2 separate regions of the Homo sapiens genome follow, and region 2 is linked to region 1. A link is a contact called in ENCODE Hi-C data. All regions are on one chromosome and are shown on one strand. Each heading gives the region's core, a stretch centred on a gene start or an enhancer-like site at or near the end of the contact. The rest is flanking DNA. Distances are from core to core; before and after follow the strand shown.

Region 1 (2,700 bases), core at 132-2,631:
TAAGAGCCAGAATCTGAACAATGGTTTCTCTTCAGTTCCAAGGCCTTGTCCCAGGACATTGCACTAAATAAAAACACAATTACCCACTTCCGTTCCAAGTTCCCCCAAGTAATAAATTTACGTTATTTCTTTTCTTTTTTTTCTTTTCTTTCTCTCTCTTTCTTTCTTTTGAGATAGAGTCTCACTCTGTCACTCAGGCTGGAGTGCAGTGGCGTGATCTCCGCTCACTGCAACCTCCACCTCCCGGGTTCAAGCGATTCTCCTGCCTCAGCCTTCCGAGTAGCTGGGATTATAGGTGTGTGCCACCATGGGCAGCCAGGTTTTTTTGTATTTTTAGTACAGACGGGGTTTCACCATGTTGGCCAGGCTGGTCTCCAACTACTAACCTCAAGTGATCCGCCCACCTCGGCCTCCCAAAATGCTGGGATTACAGGCATGAGCCACCGCGCCCGGCCTACAATGTTATTTCTGCAAGAACCTAAACTGGTGTTTCCAGTCTATTCTCTGGGTAACTGCCCGATTGAAGGCCCGCATCTGTGCTGACCTCAGCTGGACCAAGGGTCACTTAACTCCCGGAATCTCGAAGCCAAGGCACCGGGCCAAGAACTTCACAGTGCAACATTTGTCTCCTAGAACAGGGGGTGGCAGATTGCGGGCAACAGGAAGAGCTCATTCCCCACAGGGATCTGGTGGCACGGGCCAAAAGTGGAGCGACCCTGCGCGCAGCCTTTAGGGGCGCAGGCTTTGAGAACCCGGGTTCTATTCCGGGCTCTGCCATTTAAGTTGCCTCCTTTCTCAGGGCCCCACCACCTTCCTCACCTGTAAAATGGGGGAAACAGTAGCACTTGACTTGCAGCTTTGTTGTGAAGGAGCTAGGATTGTTTAAATCGAAAATGCTCAACGAGAAAAGTGTTCAGTGGAGAGCTACTACTCACATCCCCGATAAGCCTTCGCATTCTTGCCAAAGGCCACGGGCCGCCACCCCATCATACCGAATGTGCCTGGAACTGGGGCGCTGCGGCTGGCCGCCGCCCGATCCCCAGCCCAGGCGCGACCCAAGCGCTCCCCTCCCGTCATTGCGGCTGCAGAGGGTGGGGTACGGCGGGGGACAGCGAGGACGCCGAAGCACCCCCCGGGCTCTGGGACGCCGCGGCCCTCGGACCCGAAGCCGCCCACCTACCGGAACACGGCCCGCGCACGTACCTAGCGACGCCTCCGTCCTACGCCGCCGCCGGTGCCACCAGTCCCAGACCCGCTGACCCAACGCCCCGCGCACCGCCGCGGGCCAGCCACGTGACCAGCCGCTCCAACCCCAAACCCCGAACTTGGCGCTGGACCGCTCGAGCTCAGGAAGGTGCACTCTGCGCGCCAGGCTTGGGCTTGGCCCCGCCCCCGGAGGCGCCCAATCAGAGAGCGCAGCCAAGCATGGGCCGCCACCAAACGCACCCGCGCTATTGGCTGCGGCGCAGCGGCGGGCAGGGCCTGTTTCTCCGGGGCGGGCCGGAGGCCGCGTAGTGCAGCTGCGCACCTGGGGCAGGGACCTGCAGAACTGACCCGCTTTGGCTGCAGGGCTGGTGTGTGGACCAAGATTTCCAGGAAGACTACACAGGGCCTTCCTCACTTAAGCCTGTCGCTTGGGCCGTGGGATTATGAGTGAATTTTGTTCATGGTACTACTTTTAGTTTGCAGGGTGGTCATTTAAAGTAGGACAAATGTGCGTCCAAACTGCAACATTATTACTCTGTAGGTGTATAATCCAAGAGCAGACACTTTATTATTATTATTTTTGTTATTTTTTATTTTTATTTTTTTGAGACAGGGTCTCACTCTGTCCCCCAGGTTGAAGTAGAGATGGGGGTCTAACTATGTTGCCTCCCAGGAGGCGGAGGTTGCAGTGAGTCGAGATCGCGCCACTGCACTCCAGCCTGGGGGACGGAGCGAGACAACGTCTCAAGAAGAATAAAATAAGATAAATAAAATACTGACACACAATAAGGACTCAATGAACATTACCTATTGTTAAGAATGATAAAAACCGGGGCCACATGTCAGGACCACCTGAGGCTGCGTCATAAATTTTTTTATTTGTCAAATGATAACAATAATTATTATAAGAATGATAAAAACCGGGCGCAGTGGCTCACCCCTGTAATTCCAGCACTTTGGGAGGCCGAGGCAGATGGCTTGAGCCTAGGAGTTCAAGACCAGCCTGGGCAAAATGGTGAAACCTTGTCTCTACAAATAATTTTAAAATTAGCTGGGTGTGGTGGCAGTCGCCTGTAGTCCCAGCTACTTGGGGGGCTGAATGGGAGGATCACTTGAGCCTGGGAGGCAGAGGTTGCAGTAAGCAATGATCTTGCCTCTGTACTCCAGCCTGGGCAACAGAGTGAGACCCTCATCATCTCGAAAAACAAACAAACAAAAAATACAAAAAAAACTTTTTTTTTTTTTTGAGACAGAGTCTTGCTCTGTCGCCCAGGCTGGAGTGCAGTGGCGCGATCTCGGCTCACTGCAAGCTCCACCTCCCGGGTTCACGTCATTCTCCTGCTTCAGCCTCCTGAGTAGCTGGGACTACAGGCCTCCGCCACCACGCCTGGCTAATTTTTTTTTATTTTTGAGACGGAGTCTCCCTCTCTTGCCCAGGCTGGAGTGCTGTGGCGCGATCTAGGCCCACTGCGAGCTCTGCCTCCTGGGTTCATG
Region 2 (2,700 bases), core at 95-2,594, 110 kb after region 1:
AGGCATGAGCCACCACGCCCTGCCCATTTTTCTAAGTTGGATTATTTTACACTCAAGTCTGCTATGAATGATAGTTCCAGTTGTTCCATATCCCAATCAATTGGTGATTGCTACAAATGACGTGACGTGATGAAAATATTCCTGGTATTCGAGAGGATTGCAAAGAATTTCCCTTCTTTTCTCTCCTTTCTGCTCCCCTTGTACTGTCTACTCCTTAACTTGGTCAAATTCTACTTGATCCAGAACATAATGGGATGGTGAGTGCAGACGACACACACGGCCTCAGTCTATGGGAACATCTCAAAGGAGTTCGTCTGCAAATTCTAGTGCATCTAGGCAGAACACAGGAAGGAAGAGAGGTGCAGACTTACGTATGGCCCTGGGGCACCTGCCATCCCCTCGAGCCTGTATGGTCCTTACCCGCCCATCCCCAGCTTGAGTTCTGGGCCTTCTCGCCAGCACATCGTTGGGACCTGGTCAACTTCAGGTAAGTTTATTTCATGGCTCCCTCTCCCCTCTGCAGCCTATCCTGTTATTCTCTGTTTCAGCCAATTATTTCCCCTAACTAGGTGCTGAAGCCAATTAAAGGCAGTTCATGCCATATGTTCCTTCCCACTCCCATGTCACTTGAAATGTTCTATTATGTCCAATACTTCTCTCCCCATCCTAAAGCTCACAAAATAAGGATGGAGAAGAGAAGAAAGAGAGATTCACTGAGGGGGAGGATCAGAAGCTCCTGGGCACCCCATACTCTAGAATAAAAATCTTCATTATAGTGTTTTTCATGCAAAATATTCCCTTCTACATAATTATGTTTTAACATGAAGAATAGAAATTTAAAGAGGAGAAATACTTCTTGAAGATTCTGAGAATCTTCATATAGCTCAGGCTGCCACGAATTAGCTGTGTGACCTGGGGCATGTCCCTCAGACTCTGAGCCTCAGCTTCTCTATATGTAAAATGAGTTGAAGCCACCCTTCCCCACAAGCACCCTGTGCACAGGCAATACCCAGCCCCATTATTTTCTGGAACCAGTGGCCAAGCATGCTTAGGACACACAGCCACATACTTCTGGGCAGTGTCATCTGGCAACTCACTGTCATGTCAGTGTGGTCAAGCATTGTAGACCTCTATGAACCAAATATGCTTCAGGCTTGGGTTGAGCACAGGAGAGGGAGGAGGGAAAGGTCACTGGGGCTGGGAGTGCCTACTTCCCTCTATGAGTGTCACCCCAGTTCACCCAACACCCTACCTTTCTCTCTCTGGACCCACTTCCTCTTGCTGCCGGCTCCTCCCCATTGAATAACAGCCAAGTTGCTTTGGTTTCTATTACTTTGTTAAGTCATTCCTTCTGCAAAGGACTGCCTGGCAGGTGTCAAAGGCAGTGGTGGCCACAGAGGCGGTGGAGAGATGGCCTTCAGCGGTTGCCAGGCTCCCTATCTGAGCCCAGTGAGTTCCGGGGCCGTGGGCACAGGGCTGCCTCAGCCAGGGGGACACAGTTCTGGGGCTCTGAGGAAGCAACTCCTGGGTGGCAGGAGATAGGGGTGGGGGCATCCCAAAGAGAACACAAGCAGGGCAGAAATGTCAGTGGGGGTCGTCCTGGCACAGCTGTGCCATGCTGAGCTCACTCATGCCTGGAGAGATGCTCCTCCCATGAGTCATGGGTTTGACAGTGTTGGCTGAGCTGTCCTGTCCTGTCCTGTGCGCTCAGGGGAAGAGGTGTAGAGTGGGATGGTTTGTGTAAAGAGGAAGCAAGCATGCTTCTGGGACAGTAAGGATGCTACCCGGCATGGTAGTTAAGGGTGCGTACTGTGGAGTTGGCCTCCCTGGGTCCAGCTATTTACTGGCTGGTGGTCTCTGGGCCTCAGTTTCCATATCTGTGAAGTGGGAATAATACTTGAGCCCCCCACTCCCAGGGTTGGGATATGGATTAAGGAAGTAGTGTATCTAGAGTGTTTGAACAGTGCCTGACACACTGTAGGTGCTTTGGGAGTGTTTCATGTTATTGGGAGTCTGGGTGCAGCAGGGAAGGCCTCCCGAGGAGGTGTCTGTGCTCTGAAGGGTGAGGCGGAGTTAACCAGGCATAGGCATGTCAGGGCATCTGTAGACGGACAGTCTCAGAGGTGACGGAGGCAGGGACTGTCCCTGCAGTGTGGGGTCAGAGGGCTGCAGGTGCCTTGCTGAAACTCTGTGAGGTTTATGAGTCCCCTTCATTCACGGAAAATCCAAGGTTCAGGGAGGCAAAGGCCAGTTGCCAAATGCCCCCAGATGGGAGTGGCAGCCCCAGGAGCCCAGGAGCCTTCAGGGGTGACTGTGTCCTGGGCTGGGTCCTGTCACAGGATCTCACCCTGCCTTGGCAAAGAGCTTCCCGAGGGGCTGGAGTGGGTGGGCTGATGGGCCCTTCCTGAGTGGGGAGGCAGAATGGGGAGGGTGGGCAGAGGCAGGGTGCTGAGGGCAGGGAAGCTGCCAGGGGCCACCTCAGCAGAGGCCAGGGTTGGGCTTGGGTGCCCTCTGGTGATACTGAGTCCAGAATGAGGCTGCCTATGTTCTGGTCTGCAGAGCTCAGCTCTGCTTTCTAGACTCCAGAGAGGAAGAATGGAGAAAGGAGGCCTGTTTCCTCCTGGCTGTCACCAATGACCCCTCAGCCACCCTATGGAAGCCCCCAAGGTAGAACCTGCATAGAGGGAGTGGGGGAAGCTG

What was found. Hi-C counts contacts between places; a loop is a spot of excess contacts on that map. Pooled maps may share reads with other maps.
Region 2: a pooled map shows a loop between it and region 1 (2.2-fold over the local background). The contact joins the promoter of LGALS9C here to the promoter of SHMT1 in region 1. A Hi-C loop is called at or near these places in 2 of 50 pooled maps.

The regions. Positions count from the first base shown.
Region 1 is chr17:18,362,169-18,364,868 of GRCh38, forward strand. It overlaps SHMT1 (serine hydroxymethyltransferase 1), which reads right to left and starts at 1,382. Exons shown (of 12, transcript NM_004169.5): 1 at 1,204-1,382. RefSeq lists a silencer at 1,007-1,476.
Region 2 is chr17:18,475,445-18,478,144 of GRCh38, forward strand. LGALS9C (galectin 9C) reads left to right here and starts at 1,345. Exons shown (of 11, transcript NM_001040078.3): 1 at 1,345-1,449. The coding sequence starts at 1,411.